Regions from separate parts of the Mus musculus genome. Here region 2 is linked to region 1. Evidence: chromatin loops called from intact Hi-C (ENCODE). Cell type or tissue: heart. All regions are shown on one strand.

The links. Hi-C counts contacts between places; a loop is a spot of excess contacts. Peaks named below come from ENCODE experiments on the same cell type or tissue, not always from the same donor. Only the 100,000 strongest peaks of a DNase experiment are listed, where the experiment ranks them.
Region 2: it touches region 1 in a loop (4-fold over the local background); 1 of 42 quality-filtered maps calls a loop at or near these places.

The regions. Positions count from the first base shown.
Region 1 is chr14:36,914,612-36,922,611 of GRCm38, forward strand. It overlaps Ccser2 (coiled-coil serine rich 2), which reads right to left. Exons shown (of 11, transcript NM_027045.1): 5 at 3,823-3,985. Among named protein-coding and RNA genes, the nearest start is that of Ccser2, 50 kb to the right of the region's middle. In heart, no CTCF peak of the experiment used is centred here; a DNase peak (open chromatin) is centred at 4,770; H3K4me3 peaks cover 1,181 bases; H3K27ac peaks cover 1,785 bases.
Region 2 is chr14:37,134,060-37,142,059 of GRCm38, forward strand. It overlaps Ghitm (growth hormone inducible transmembrane protein), which reads right to left and starts at 1,263. Exons shown (of 9, transcript NM_078478.5): 1 at 1,136-1,263. In heart, a CTCF peak has its summit at 3,757 (motif pointing left); a DNase peak (open chromatin) is centred at 1,302; H3K4me3 peaks cover 2,013 bases; H3K27ac peaks cover 1,579 bases.

The DNA of each region.
Region 1 (8,000 bases):
TCAGAAACAAGGCATAGATAGCTATTGGCTCTCACTATTTCTATTCAACACCATGCCAAAAGATTGCGCAAGAAAGAAAACTACACAGATTGAAAAGAACAAAGTAAAACTACCTGTTCTCAGATGAAGTCAAGTATATACAACATCCTAAAAGCTAAGGACAAAGTTAAGCGCCCTTTGCATAACAATGGAGTTGTTCATGGTTGAATAATTACAATAAAGGAGGACACTGAGCCACAAGGTCACAAGTTTTATAAAGGACGCACAGAAGGATCAATAAAGAGGAGCTGATCCAAGTCTCAAACTAAGAGTAAAAGTGACACACCCCACCTCCAAACAGTATAATACTAGGATTCCTAAAACATAAGGCTCTCACCTATAAAAATGCTACTGGAAAGGAAATGCACATAGTTAAGAGCTAGATTGCAGTTATAATTTGAAAAATAACCACATGGAGGGCAGGGTTGTACGTTTTGTTAGGGTAGCAAGAATTCTATATAACGTAAACGTTTTAGGGGAAAAAATGGGAAAAAATAGGAGTGGAATATTAAGCCAGGGGTAAAAGGAAAAAGTGGTGCTATGATGAGAATAGCGGAAGATCAGGATCGGCGGTTCTGAAACAGTGGTGCCCCGACAGGCCGAGGCTACTGACAAGGCATAATGCTATAATGACCCTAGGATACCAATGGTGGTTGACAGTCTCAGTCTTTAACACTAAGTCGAACACAGAAAATGACAGTTCTAAGGCATGCTGTGGTAAATTTCTTTTTGTGACACCCACCCTTGTAAATAGCTCAGGCAAGCTTAGAAAACCCAGCACAGCCACAGGAAGCTTGAAGGAAAACCACAAACTTCTGGGATCTGGCAATTCACAATCATAAGTGCTTTAAAGCATATCAGTTCTAAGGAGGAATTTATGATCACATTTAGGAAAAAATGCTCTTTCTATATATATACATATATATACACATACACACACACACACACACATATATATATACATATACACACATATATATATATATTTATTTATTTATATATCTTTCACTAAATTCTGCGAAGTCACAATTTATAGAAACAGGTATAATGCAGCCACCATTTAAACAAGTAATTTAATTTGTTCATTCTTAAATTTACCTGAGCAAACACCTCTCTTCTGTACCTGCTAATATATAGGGAATCAGAGTTTAGGGTTCTAAACTTTTGGGAGGAGGCAAGGTATGTTTTCTAACTTTACTGATAGACAATTATACTCAGCCTCAGTTGGGACATTTCTAAGGACAGAGACAATTACCTCCATGTTATCCATTCCATTTCTTTTCTTTTCTACAAATTTTATCTATTTATTTTATGTGTCTAGATGTTTGTTCCTATGTATGTCTGTGTACCTTGTGTACATGGTATATGCAGAGTTGAGAAAAGGTGTGGTATTACCCCTGGAACTGGGATTAGAGATAGTTGTAAGCCACCATGTTGGTTCTGGGACTTGAACTTGGATCCTCTGGGAAAGCAGCCAGTGCTATTAAGTGCTGAGCTATCTTTCCACATCCTCCCCCCATTCCAATTCTAGTAGGCTGAGGTTCAGTTATGGTAAACCTGAAAATACCAGACTCTATCATACAAACTTCTGCATCTGCCCTTGTTCCAAGTTGAACGTCCGACATTAAGACACTAATCCCTGCAGTCTCCAGTCAGCCCTGTAGGACTGATTCAAAGTAACATCACTTACTCTGAGCCATCCTAGATAGAACATACACACACTGCTGCTGTGCACTCACGGTATGCCTTCCCATCCCTTTATCACGCACCCATTATCACAGCACTAACACTACAGTGTAAGTATCCACGTGCTTGTCTCTCCACAGCCTCTATATATTACTCATATGTGCATGAAATGGCACAGACACAAGTCTTTTCCTAGCTTCAGTGTAACGATGTCTACTATTAAGCCATATTAATGCAGAATTCTATCATATTTAACACAATAGTCCAAGAAGCCATTACCAACCCACAACTTTCACTTCTCATACTATCTTCAAATTCATATCAGCTCAAGACTTTCGGGGAGCATACAATATACAGGCTATCAATGAGTATTAAGCAAATAAACACATTTTAAAACTAAGCATTTGTTATGGTTTGAATATGACGTATCTCTCACAGGCTCATGTTCTGAGTATTTGAACCCAGATGGTAATGATATTCTGGGAAGCTGGAGAATGTATGGGAGGAGGCTAGGAAAAATGGTTGAACTTTTGCAGGTTATACCTGGCAGTTAGTTCCAGCCTCAAACTCTACTTCCTGGTGTGTAGTGATGTAAGGAACCTCTGCCATTTGTTCCTCAAACCACGAGCTTTGCCATTCCTTTCCTGCCCTGATTGACTCAAACTTTGAAATAAAGTAAAAACAACCCTATCCTGTCTGTTAGCCATTTCTGTTGGGTGCTATGGTGACAGTGAAGCAAAAAGAACTGACACTCAATGCTTGTCACTTAGGCTTCATACACCAGCCTTAGTTTAACTCACCATAAACACATATCTCAGATTAGACAAGAGGGATGCAAGTAGTAACGAAGGCAATCTTTACACCAGGCTCTTGCCTGGCAGGATCGACTCGGAAGCTGTTCCCATCAAAGCCTGAATGTACAGACATACTGTATGCATTCTGCTAGACTGCCTTCTACACACTTCTGAGTGTTTACTCCAACACAAAGACTCGGGTGGATCCGATTTTTCCTTAATCTACTGAAGAATATTTTATCAGACTAGAACTTGTTCAGCTTATACAGAAGAACATAACAAAGAAGAGTTAAGAATATTACTCGGTCACCCTGGACCTATCCAGTGTACATCCAAACTCACACATGATAGCTCCCTCTGTATTTGTCTTGTACGGTGAATAAATCCTGGAGAAACAAATGCTCCGTCTTACACACAGTGTGCATCTGATGACAATGTGTCAAACTTTGTGCTTTGCTTTGCTTTGCTACAGGACCCTTAGCAACAACCCTGCTTCTTATTTTAGAGAGCACAGAGGAACATGTATTTTTCTTCTATTAATTTTCGTCTCAGTGTAATACACTCCATGATAAACATAAATAGTTTGTGGAATGAGATGTTCAAAAATTTTTAATTAGAAAAAAAATAAAAACAAAACTGCCACTGTTTCCCACAAACCAGCTACAGCACACACCTTCATCCTGATCCATGGAAAATGCTCACAAAAAAGCATTTTTAAGCCGCTCACCAATGGTGCACTGAAGACTGCAGTGTGCAGAGGGTTAAACAGACTTAACTTGCAAAGCTAATCTACAGCAGGTGAACTTCTGCCCCCAGGTGTGAATGGCTGTGAACGCATTATAGGACACGGTCTGATCCAATTTCATACCATTCTATGCTTCAAAATGCAAAGTACTTCTAGTGTCAGATGGCCTCCGTTATCAGTATCTGTGGAATTTTACATTTTTAACTTGTAAGCAAAATAAAACCAATAACTTAGTAGTTACTTTTTACAATATTATTTTTAAAAATTATAAAATAATAAACTCAACATTCATTAATTCTAAAATTAAGAGTCGTACCTCAAGTCAATCACAACTTAAAAGTTTATGTCATAGGCACAAATGCCATTTGCAAACCTGTGATAAAGCTACTAAGAAAAGACTTCAGCTAGGAAATGATTAGTAACTGTAACAATTACATATCACACATAACCTGAACTAGTTTTGGTACTTTGAAAACCAGGCAACATCAGCTAGGAAACAGAATTGTTAGTCACGTTAGGCGGAGGACAGACATGAAGCCATAGTCAGAGCAGACTCACCTGCTCAAGTCACTTTGTCCATGGTGATGATAGTGACCAGGGTGGCTGAGGTGGTAATGGTCCTGTCCACTCCACCTCTGGGGTGGCCTTTTCCAAAATCCGTCCTGCGACTGTCGTACATTTCTGTCTGTTCGGTCAAAGCGGTTCATATTGTCACACTCCACTGGGCAGATTAAAAAGCAACAGTCTATAAATATGTGCACACTATAAAAAGTTAACTACTAAGCCTGATAATTAAATGCTGCTAAAAGTATTTTTTTAATTCTAAATGCACCAACCATGTATGCTAACTAATCAAAAAAAAAAATAGTTTTCCAAAGGAAACCAGTTCTTAACAGTGAAAACTGAACTTCATATCCAAACTGAAGTAAATTACAATACTTCTCTATCAACCACGTAAGTGAACAACGAGCTGTTGGGCTGTTTTAAAATACAGGAAAACTTTCCTAAAATCAACATTACCTATTTCAAATACAAACAATGAGGATAGGAAAACGTAGATCTTAAGAACAGCACAGGACCCATTCTTAGAAAGGAGTGCCTCAATTACGGTTCTCAGCCTCAAGAAGCACAAATTAAACTTCCATCATAGACGATCGTGGTTTTAAATAAAGCTCACACTTTTAAAGTGTAAACTGCTCCAATCTGCCTGCGACAGAGCTGGCTCAGAAAGACTAAATTGTTCCTGAAACCAAAGCCAGCGCTCGTAACAACAAACAGTCCACTCCTGAAATCCGAACACCACAGAACCTCCACAAGAATCCCTGAGGCGGCCGAGCCTCTTCACTCACCCAAATGCAGTGCCCTCACATCTCGGAGCGCTTTCTGAGAAAGCTACTCGGTACAAGGGAGACATTGTGCTGCCGGCTGCCTACTCAGACATAGTTGCACACAAGGCGCCGCTCAAACAGGCCTTCCTTCCTGCTCCACTCCCAGCCCTCCCTGTGGGAAGCAAGCCCAGCCTGCCCTGTGACTCCATCTTCGCTCCGTGCTTACATAGCTACTGAGTTAGGACTGTTACTAAAAATACTCCTAAGCACTAAACCCATGCCACGGAACAGGAAGGGCTTCTCCAGTCCAAGAACTAAACGAAAAGGTTCAGAATTCCTTGTGATAAAAACCTTTACATATCAGTATAATCGTGATTTTTAAAACTTGACTTAACTGTCTGTAATCATTAACCAGATACTTGGCTTTGAAATTTGCTGATTGTCTCATTACAGAAGATGAAAAAGTTGCTCATTTATACAAAGATGATGCAGAAAGAGCATAGCAAACAACTTAGCCTCCCTCACAAGCACACTCAGGGTTGTGTGCAGTCAGGAAGAGTCTGCACACACTTTTCTTTTTTGTTAGAGACAGCTTTTAAAAGTATAACATGAAATTACTTCCAATAATGTCCTGTTCTTTATTGTTAAAATTATGAGGAGCTTAAGTTTGGTTATGAAAAGCCTAAGGATAATAAAGGTCTAATGACTGCTTCGTTCAATGATGGCAGGAGAAGTGCGGTGGCAAAGGAAAACTTTTTAGTATATCTTAAAAGCTTAAAGCATATTTCTGTGTAGCCTCTTCAGTAACAAGCCCAGCAAACTCATGGATGCTCACACTCATGGGTGCAGAGTCCCAGAGCATTTGCACCGGGCAGTAAAACACCCTCCAGTTCAGCTACTTTGACCTTTAATTTGGAAAGAGAAATAGCAAGTACCAAAGAAATCAATGTTGCTATTAGATTGACGGGGTATATTGCTAGAATAAAAATCAGTATATTGCAAAGAGTAGCAAGAGGCACGCAAACAGGCCAGACGGCCACACGTGAGATCAACGGCATCACACAAATTACTATGTGTGCTGCCTTAGTGACCAGACTCCAAACTAGGGATCATTGCTGAAACCTGAACTCAATCCTCATAGAGGGTTAGCTGGACACACATCTGCCACAACTGCAAAAGATCAAAGATCAAACTTGAGACATAACTTTCAGAAGTCCTGAGAGTTCTCCTGGGAGTGCTACTCCTACACTCTCTCCGGCATCTACCCATCCAGCACATCTCTACAAACATCAGAATCGAGCTAAGATGGTAATATTAAAACATTAGTGGTAGTTATCCGGGAAATACTAAGACAGTTCTTTACAGAACAAAAGATACAGAATAGAAAAGGAAATAAAAACAATAGATTCCCGCAGATAAACCAAGTTCTAGGGCCTACAACGAACAGAACAGTGTGACCACAGGGAAGGAAGTCCCCCTGAATGTGTAATGCTGTACGAAGATGGCACCTGTGATAAATCTCAGAGGAGGACAAGCCTAAAGCTACCGCAACTCAAAAATACTAGAGCTAAGTTAAGATGCTGATCTAAAAACACCTTCGGCCAAACGTAACCCTAACCATGACCTGAAGACTTTTTTGGAGAGCAGTTTCCTTCCTTCTGAAGGTGGTCACTAGTTCCAAATAACAAATGGCAGCATACTGTAGTTCTAGTGCTCTAAGAGACAGATGATCATGGTGTTAACCCACTGGAGAGAGAAAAGGATCTAACAGCTAACATGGGGTTGTGGTGTGAGAGTGGCTATGTCAGGCTAGGGATCATTTTCCCTGGTGTGATAAAGGAACACAACATGATACCCAATGTATCCTAGCTTTTTCTCTTACAACTTCCAAGTCCCATGAGAGTAAGGATGACAGAGAGAATAATTGTTGAATAAGTAATTGGCTGAAAGATAGGATGGCATCATGACTCCCAAAGCCTGCGGTGAGTGCACTTTACAGAAGGTTTTATGCTATCAAGAAAGTTTTCAATTGGAATTTAGTTTTTAAAAAGAAAAAAAAATCATGTCAGGGAAAAAAATATACTTGAATTATTTCACAAGTACTGACACAGAAAGAGAAATTCCTAGAATAAACACAAGTAACTAGAAGCAAGCAGAAATAAGATGAGTCTCATGTATCTCAATACAAAGTGTAGCAAAAACGTGACATTATGGATTTGAACATAAAAGAAGTAAAATCTAGTCGGCAAGTGAACTTTGTGTGGGAGTCAGAAAGTGGTTAGAAAAACATCCTTTCAACAAAGTCTAAAGTCTAAACAGAGTGGCTAAAATAATTAACAGTATACAGAGAAGATATTCACTAGGGCAAGCCACTAACCTGAGGATTATACTCTGATGTGCCAAATGCCAGGTGTGTGTTTGTGGGCGATGGGTTGGCCATTAGAATTTCCTAAACAAGAGGAAAGGCAACACATCTGCGTTTCTGACATACCAGAAATATTGTGAAACACACTACAACAGAAAGAGGCATCCCACAACAGAAAGAACCAATTGCAAACATCCAATAGCCTTCCAAAAGAAATTCAGATTGCAAAACTGTTTCCTTATGAAATTCCTTGGTATACTAATTCAGGTCAAGGTTAAAAAAAAAAAAGAACAGCTTGCAAAATTAAAACAATCTCTCACTCAGTACAACTCTTCCTTCCAAGACACAACTCAAGCCTAAATGTTTCATGCTCCCTAGCCCACAATTCCATGCCTCCTGGATTTCCCTCTGAAGCACCTCGCCCTCTGACCTGTTGCCAGTCCCTTTAAACTAGACAAAGGTCTTTTCAGCACAGTATATGGTGAAGCTAAATGCTTTCAGAACAGGGAAAGGTGCACAGTCTGGTCTTCTCTGCTTTGCCTCATGGCTAAAAGGTCTACACGGCACTGGAGGAAACCCAGAATAGTTCTGAGGAGTCATAACATAGTGCTGGCAGATCTGTATCAACTAGTTCAGAATTAAAAGACACTGCACACAAAAACAAAGATGCAAAACACTGTAATGAATATGGCAGCAGTTTATGAACCTACGGTGGGAGCCAGGAATGGTGGTACACACCTTTAATTCCTGTACTCAGGAGGCAGATGCAAGTGAAATCTCTGTGGCATCAAGGTCAGCCTGGTCTACACACAGTTGTAGGCCAACCAAAGCTACATAGACCCTATGTCAAAAAAAAAAAAAAAAAAAAAAAAAACCAAATAAACAAAAAACAAGAATGGAGCACAGAAGACAGACAGTATAGAAAAGGGTTTTCTGACTAAGTCTTTCCTGCAAAAATAGCCTGAGCTCTGAATCAGGCCTGCAAGGACATAAGAGCTGGGTGACACCTTAATTCAGAGCAGGCATCAGGAACAGATGAATAC
Region 2 (8,000 bases), 220 kb after region 1:
TTTTACAAACATAGCTTGGCCTGATATTTACTCCATCATTCAATGAGTAAAAGTAAAAGAATCTGTGTGACATTTCAGCACAAGAAAAACATCATCCAGAGAAAAGATAACTAAACCACTCGAGACTAAAAACCATGAACAAAAGCCAGGCATGCAAATGTCTACCAAGTAGGTCAGATGTTACTTCCCTTTAAGATACGACAGATACATTCAAATTAAATTATTCCACTACATAACATTCAATCAAAATAAACAAAATTGCCCTGCTAGGTTTCCCTGTTAAAACACCTTCTGGTATTCTTAATAGGGTAACCCCTGCCCCCAACATTCTAAAATTGAATTGTCTCAGTTCCAGTTAGACTATATCGATAAATAGTTAAGTACACGCCTTTCTGCGATGCTAAAGGCACATTTCTGGTCAATGAGTTGTGATGAATTTTAGGCAAGTGATTTGTATTTCCGCTTTCTCCCCATTTGTAAAATATTTAAATACAAGAAAACTTGGCCAAAATGGGACTTTGAAATCGCCCATGAATTACCCTAAAACTATAGGAATGTAAAGAAGTTTTAACTAGCACCTCCAAAGTTAAGAATTTCCGGAACTACGAAGTGCACACAGCTCTAGGCATCTGACCTTGCGGAAAAAACCCGGAGCCCTTTTGGTACTTTCATGCCATTACATCATCTCAACCTATGGCTTCAGCTTACTGACCCGAACAGAGCCTACCTAGTCTGCGTGGCCTTATGTCGTGGAACAGCCAAGAGGGTTATCTGCCATATATTTAAGTGCAGATTCTGGACGTCTGAAACCGGCTCCTGGGCTGGGTCTCTACGAACTAGTGGCGACCCTTCCTAACGCTTCCTTGAGCTTGAGTGTTCGGATGCGCCCGGTCCTCCCCTCTCACCGCTAGCCCGCTGCCTCCGCGTCCACGCACCACCCCCACGGCACCCGATCGCCGACAGCTAGGGCCCCCGCGCGGGTCCCCGAGCGGCTGACTCAGCATCCCTCTGCCCAGGGAGATGAAGAGCGAGGACGAGCCCGGCCTTCCCGCCCCGCCCGTAGCAGCCAGCCCAGATCCCGCTGTGCCGACGCCCGTCACAAGGACTGGAATTCTCAGGCCTCGCGAGGCAGTACCTCAGCTCCGGTCACCTCTACCACGGGGCTCCCTTCCGGGTCACCGAAACTCAGAGTGTGCGACCTCCCTCTGCCCGCTCCTCCGCAACCGCGCGACTCACAGCGTCACGCAATATCCGGACAAAAGGTAAATAGTACAAGCAGCCAATCGAGAGCAGGCTTCTAACGGAAGGGCGGGCGCAGTGGCGAAGGCGGGGCTTGGTTTGGAGACCGGACCAATGGAAGTTTGTGTTTCGAAAACGTCACAGTCAGCGTCCTTTCTGGGTCCGAGTAAGGAAGCCGACACTGGCAAACGCTTTGGGCATCTGCGTTGTGCGTTGTGCGCACTCGCTGCCAATAGGTGTGGGGGCGAAAAAGGGAGTTGGACTGGTTGGCAGCGCACTCCTTAAGTCCCACTTTTTGGGGAGGCAGGTAGATCGCTGTGAGCTCTAGGCCAGCTTAGAATTACTTTTGTTATTGGATTTAGGTTTAACAATGAATTTTCACATTTAAATTGGATTTTGTTCTATTTAAGAGTCATTCTTAAAACACGTTTTACGCCGAGAGTAATTAGTTTGGGTTAATCGTCTAGTCGCGTTGGCTGGCACGAAATTAACTAACCCTTAGAGGTATAATTTAGTCAGACTTTCGTTAACTGCTTAATTTTTATCACTGCTGGGGCTGTGGCTAGGCAGGGTGTCTTGAGCTATGTGAGAGGTACTTGACGCGCTCTCCTTTTCATTCATTATGCAAATGTTAAGGGATTTGATACTGGTTTAGTGAGTTCTGCATATATTAATTTACTTTGAATTAATTATAAGGCCAGGACCAAATCTTTTGTATTTATGGAATGACAGAACCCACCTAGGCATTTTCACTACTTTGCTTTAGCTATTATGCTACATGAACTCATGTATGAACATATCAATACACAAAATTAACTTGAGCATTTTAATAAAGTTTATGTTTTTATAACTTATGATCAATTTTTTTTTTGTATGTACTGAAAACTAAGCCTTAATTTTAGGAACTTTTAGAAGTTAGATGGATAGTTAAACAATCATTGGTTGAGTTTCTTGTTTTGGGCGTTTAGCCAGAAAATAACGCCAATGGTCTATATAGTAGTGAGTTTCAGAATGGCCAGAGTAAGACAGACCTAGTCTGCGGCAGGGGCTGGGGGTGGGGCATAGTGTCAAAATTGAATAACACATTTTTTCTAATTGCCATAAAAACATTCCTACCAAATGTGGCATTTTTTTTTTTTTTAAATTAGAGCCAACCTGCTTCTTGAGTGTACTACTGATGGTGAGATCTAGAGGGGTTTATTTCCGAGTTTTTCTTTCCTTTCCTTTCCTTTCCTTTCCTTTCCTTTCCTTTTCTCTTTTTTTTCTTTTTTCTTTTCTCTTCTTTCTTTCTTTCTTTTTCTTTTTTACCTTTTGACTTTTCAATGACATTTTTGTTTGTTTGTTGTCAAGCTTCAGGCTCCACTTGAGTAACAGAATACATACAAACCACTCTTCTTGTGAAGGTTTTTATTTATTTTATTTTATTTTATTTTATTTTATTGTGTGTGTGTGTGTGTGTGAAGGCTACTGAAATGCCTCAGTGGAAAATAATTTATTACAATAAGAGACATGTCTCTTTTATTTTTGGTTAGGAGCCTGACCTTTAGTGCTTGAGCCATCTTTTCAGCCCAAGAGGTTATTTCTTGGTATCCATGAAAGAGCACCCTCCTACAACTTTTGATAGAATCAAACCAAGAATACTTCCAGTGTTGCACAAAGGAATACACAAGCAAAGTGAAAGTAGATCGGTATAGCAAACTATTTTTGTTAATAAATAAAAAAGTATGTGTGATGGTTTATATGTGTTTGTTCCAGGGAGTGGTACTATTAGGAGGTGTAGCCTTGTTCGAATAGATGTGTCACCGTGGGCATGGGCTTTGATACCCTAGTCCTAGCTGCCTGGAAGTCAGTATTCTGCTGCTGCCTTTAGATGAAGATGTAGAACTCTCAGCTCCTCCTGCACCATGCCGGCCTGTATGGTGCCATGCTCTCACTTTGATGCTAATGGACTGAACCTCTGAACCTGTAAGCCAGCCCCAATTAAATGTTGTCCTTATAAAAGTTGCCTTGGTCATGGTGTCAGTTCACAGAAGTAAAACCCTAACTAAGTGTGCAACAACCTAAAGCAGGATATCGAGCATATCTGGCAGGAAGTTCACTTGCTTTTTACTCACACCAGGATGACTCTCTCTGTTCCCCATTGACTGGGGAGCCACCTTACAACCTTTATGATTAACTAGTTTTAAAAGAATTTGTGCAAAGAAATGGAGAAAAATGAGAAGGTAACAGCCTTTTAATTCACCCAAATTCTTGATTACTTCAGGGCTTTTGCATAAACAACAGTTTTATCCAGTGGTGTGATGGTGAGGCATTAAAACATTTGCCTAAAGGTATTACAAGAAATGTGAGTGGGAGCCTGATAAAAACGTTTGCATCAAAGTCTTACAAGGTGGACTGGAGAGATGGCTCACAGGTTAAGAGCACTGTCTGCTTTTCCAGAGGTTCTGAGTTCAATTCCCAGCAACCACATGGTGGCTCACAGTCATCTGTAATGAGATATGGTGCCCTCTTTTGGCCTGCAGGCATACATGCAGGCAGAACGCTGTATACACAGTAAATCTTTTTTTTTTTTAAGTCTTACTGAAAGGAAATAAAACTGTAATTCATGTAATGTATGTTAAATAGCCCAAAGAGTTGTTTCTGAGCTTTGAAACCTGGGGCTGAGAACATAGCAGAACAGACCAGGACATGCCCGGGCAAGCCCATCGCCTCCCTAGCTCCCACCCCTCTGACCTAAGTTAAATGTTACAGGCTGCTGATGTTTAAATGGACCAATCATGTGGAACTGTGCCAATTCCTCCCCCAGCCCCACTCCTTTTCTATAAAAACCCCTAGCTTCCAAGCCTCGTGGTCGAATCCACTGTCTCCTGTTATGTGAGATACGTTTCGACCCGGAGCTCCGCCATTAAAAAACCTCTTGTTGTTACATCAAGGTGTTGTGTTCTATTCTTGGGTGCACGCCGAATCGGGAGCTGAGTGGGGGTTTCCCCACTGAGTTCTTTCATTACAAGGTGAGGAGATAAAAAGATTTGAATCCCTTGTCATAAAACTTTTACACTATTTGACAGAAAAGACTAATTAATAGGTCGTATTAACCGTGAAACCAATATTTACTGGGTGTTCATTTTGAACCATGTACTGTAATAAGGATGACTAGTAACTGAAACATATGCCTTTAGGCACTTATTTTCTGGTGGAGACAGAAAACACACAAGCATAATGTTAGGTGGTAAAAAGTACTAAGAAGAAGGAGGAGAGGAGGAGGAAGAAGAGGAGGAGAGGAGGAGTTGAGCCCTAGAGGTCTAGAAAATAGACTATAAATAGGATAATTACCATGTAAAATGTATTTTGAACCTTTATTATCTTCTAAGGAATGGTTTATTGTCATTTATGATCATCTAACTAGATAAATCTTGACAGACATAATGCTTTGCTGTTATATGGGTAAGAAAATAGTTTGACAGCATCCGAGGTCTTATCGCTTCCCTCTGCAAATGGCAGGAAAAGTCTAGAGAAGCTGTTACTGAAGAGATTAACTATATGGAACATGGATGGAGGATGGGCACTTTAATCTTCAGACACCCGATTTGAGTAGCTCACAAACAGGATCTCTGTTTAGCTCCTTCAATCTTTCCTACAGCCTTTGTTACAGCAGAGAAGGAATTTACAGCACAGTAATTGAACCTTATTCTTTGTAAAGAAAGTAGGGCTTTGTTTTTATTCCCTATTTTCCTTTCTCACTTTTGTGGCTTCTATTATCATATTAGTTATTTTGAAACAGGGAATTAAACAGCTCACATTATGAAGAAGATAGGCTTTTTTTTTTTTTTGTGGGGCCAGTGGACCGTGCCATCAGACAGAAGACCCGATAAGGTTGAATAGGCCCAAACCCTGGGGAATCTCAGAATTGAGAACAGTGCGCAGGCGTGGTGGAGTCAAATCCCTGCCAAGCTCTACTTCTGCTGGGACGCCTAATTGTGACACCCTACTGAGAGGGCCATGACAATCAGTCACATAGGGACAACACCTGAAGTCTTTTCCCATGAAAATAGAGCACTCTTAACATCTCAAGCAGGGCCAATGGGAAGCATGAGTTATCTCACCGAGATGGACTGAGAGAGGCTGTTTTGTTGAGCTGCAACACTCTGGGGGAGGGTTTTCTTTCCTGAAGCATTTGCTGCTGGACTTTGGATTCACCCAGCAGGCAGGTGATTCATGCCCCTGCTGACCTGTCACCACTGCTGCCAATGACATTGGCACTGCTATGGTATCAAGAGTCCCCGGCTACATACCCTGCAAGGTCTTCTTTTCAAAGAGCTGTAACACTTTGGCCATTTGGGCAGGCTAGAGAACCTGAGGAAGCCGAGGACTCTTTTGTTCTGGCCAGGCCAGAGATCCTTGGAAATTATCCCTTGGTTCCACCAAGAGTAACACCTAGAGACCCTTATTATGGGCTGTGCTCTGCCTCCCCTGCGTGGCCACAACACTCCCAGAGGCAAGGCAGACTCTTGCCATTGTGGAGAGGTTCAAGGTGTAAACAAATGACAGAAAGGAAGGAAGGAAGGAAGGAAGGAAGGAAGGAAGGAAGGAAGGAAGGAAGGAAGAAAGAAAGAAAGAAAGAAAGAAAGAGAGAAAGAAAGAAAGAGGAAGAAAGAAAGAGGAAGAAAGAAAGAAAAATAAATAACTAATAATGCAAACAAAAGCTGATGAAGGCTAGAATTGGGGTAACAGAGGTGCTTTGATCATAAAAAGAGAAAGAGATATAAGAAATGTTCTGGTGGGGTGTGGGGGAAAGGGATGTCTTGGCAGGCCCATGCCTTCCCCCTGAGGGACCAGCCACATGACAGTATAGTATAGAATAGAGTTTGTTTAGGGCATGGGGAGGGGAGTTAAGAGAGTAGTAGAGGCAGAGAAAGGCAGAGAGAAGGAGAGAGTAGAGAAGTGGAGGCCGGCCATGACCGCGTGGAGAGAGGGAAGAAAAGAATGGGGGGAGGGGGGAGCAAGGGGCAAAAGGCAAAAGTATGAGAGTAAGAGAGGCAAGAGAGAGAGAGGAGGGGGCAAGCAGCCCCATTTATATTGGGCCAGGCCTACCTGGCTGTTGCCAGATAACTGTGGGGGTGGAGTCCAGACAGAATACCAACATTCCCCCATTTTGGTTTAGTTAAAAAAGAAAAAATTAGAAAGAAGTGATGGTGAAGCAGGAATAGGGTCCTCGTGATATCTGACTGCTTCATGCTGACATGGGGGCAGCATGTCTCTGGGGAACCCAGAGAGACATGGGTATGGGGGATGTTTGTCCATTCTTAGGAGAGTTGGCTGTTTCCTTGCTATCCAGGGTCTGTGGAGTCATCCCAGGATAAGTCAGAAGGAACAGATCCAGTAGGAGAGTATGTGTCTGTGAGAGGAGATTGGAGCCTCTGGAGGTTGCTTCTCTGGAGCTGTCCTGGGGGTAGTAAGCGCCCAGACTTGACAAGATGTTGAAATACATTATTATAGGCAGAGAATAGGATTAAGTACATTTGGGAGAAAGAAAAAATTTTTCTTAAGATGTACAATTGAAACTCAGAGGAATCCCACCCTTTGGAATAGGTAGCAAGTGGGAACTCTGGGCAGATGTACTTATCTAGATGGAGGCTTTTTGGTCCATGAGAGGTAGGTGAGTGGGTTTCCTGTAGCTTATAAGTTTATAAAAGAGATAATATGAGTTAGCAACATTAGTCTTTAAGATGAGCCCTTTGTGGAGCAGAAGGAACAAGTTTAAAAAGTTGGATTGTATAGTGGAATGTCTTATAAGAGTTAGGCAAATTTATAGGAACTCAGATAATATTAGGACAGTGGCATAGCAAGAAGAGGAAATATGAAGCATTTAATGAATGGAAACAGAGTTAGGTAAGGAGATAACAGATTATATCTGTGAAAGATTTCTTCTAGCTGTCAATGAACTCAGAAGTCTGAGAAAGAATAAACAGTAGTCTCTCAGTTATATATCAGTTGTATATTATTTTTTTAAAAATGACAGAGTCCACTAGCTAACAGTTCTCTGTGGTCTGCATGGTCTCTTTGGTAACTTGGGCAATCAGTCTGGGTTTCAAGTGCAGAAGACGCAGGGCGTTTTCTCTGTGGAACAGATACAAGTGACATGAGAAATGGCTTACCTTGGTTTTAGCTAAGTCATTTGACTCAGAGTATCCAGTGTTGTCCACAGTGTATTTCAGTGATTATCATATCACAATCTAGGCAGCATCCTGTAGCTTTGTCTACATCTTCTGAGACTTCATGGGAGAAACTGTTAGAGGCTTTTGGGAATTCTGTCTGTCATGAACTTAAAAATTAAACTTCTGACAGGATTGAGCACTATGGTTATAACTGAATAGAATTTAATAGCAGTAGTCAAGACAGGATAGGAAAGAGAATCTTAGGTAACTTTGACAGGTTGTGTAGGTAGAGAGAAGTATATTTTTGTATTAGCAAAGAAATATTCGGCTAGGACTAGAATAAGAAAGCTGGCAGCAGTGTCATAAGATCGTGGTGACAGAGTTTGTCCTATAACACAAACTGAGTACGCAGGCCGTGAGAACAGGCCAAGGCTGTGGGAACATAGGTAAGCACTTGTGCCCTTTCGACTGTATAGCACACATAGCCGATGCTGGGTGGCAGCAGCTCTTGCTGGTGGACTTGTGGCCCTCAAGGCCAATGTGTCAGGGCAGAACCGTGCTATGGGTCAGCTGTAGGCAGGGACTTCATACCAGCAGCCAGAAGTC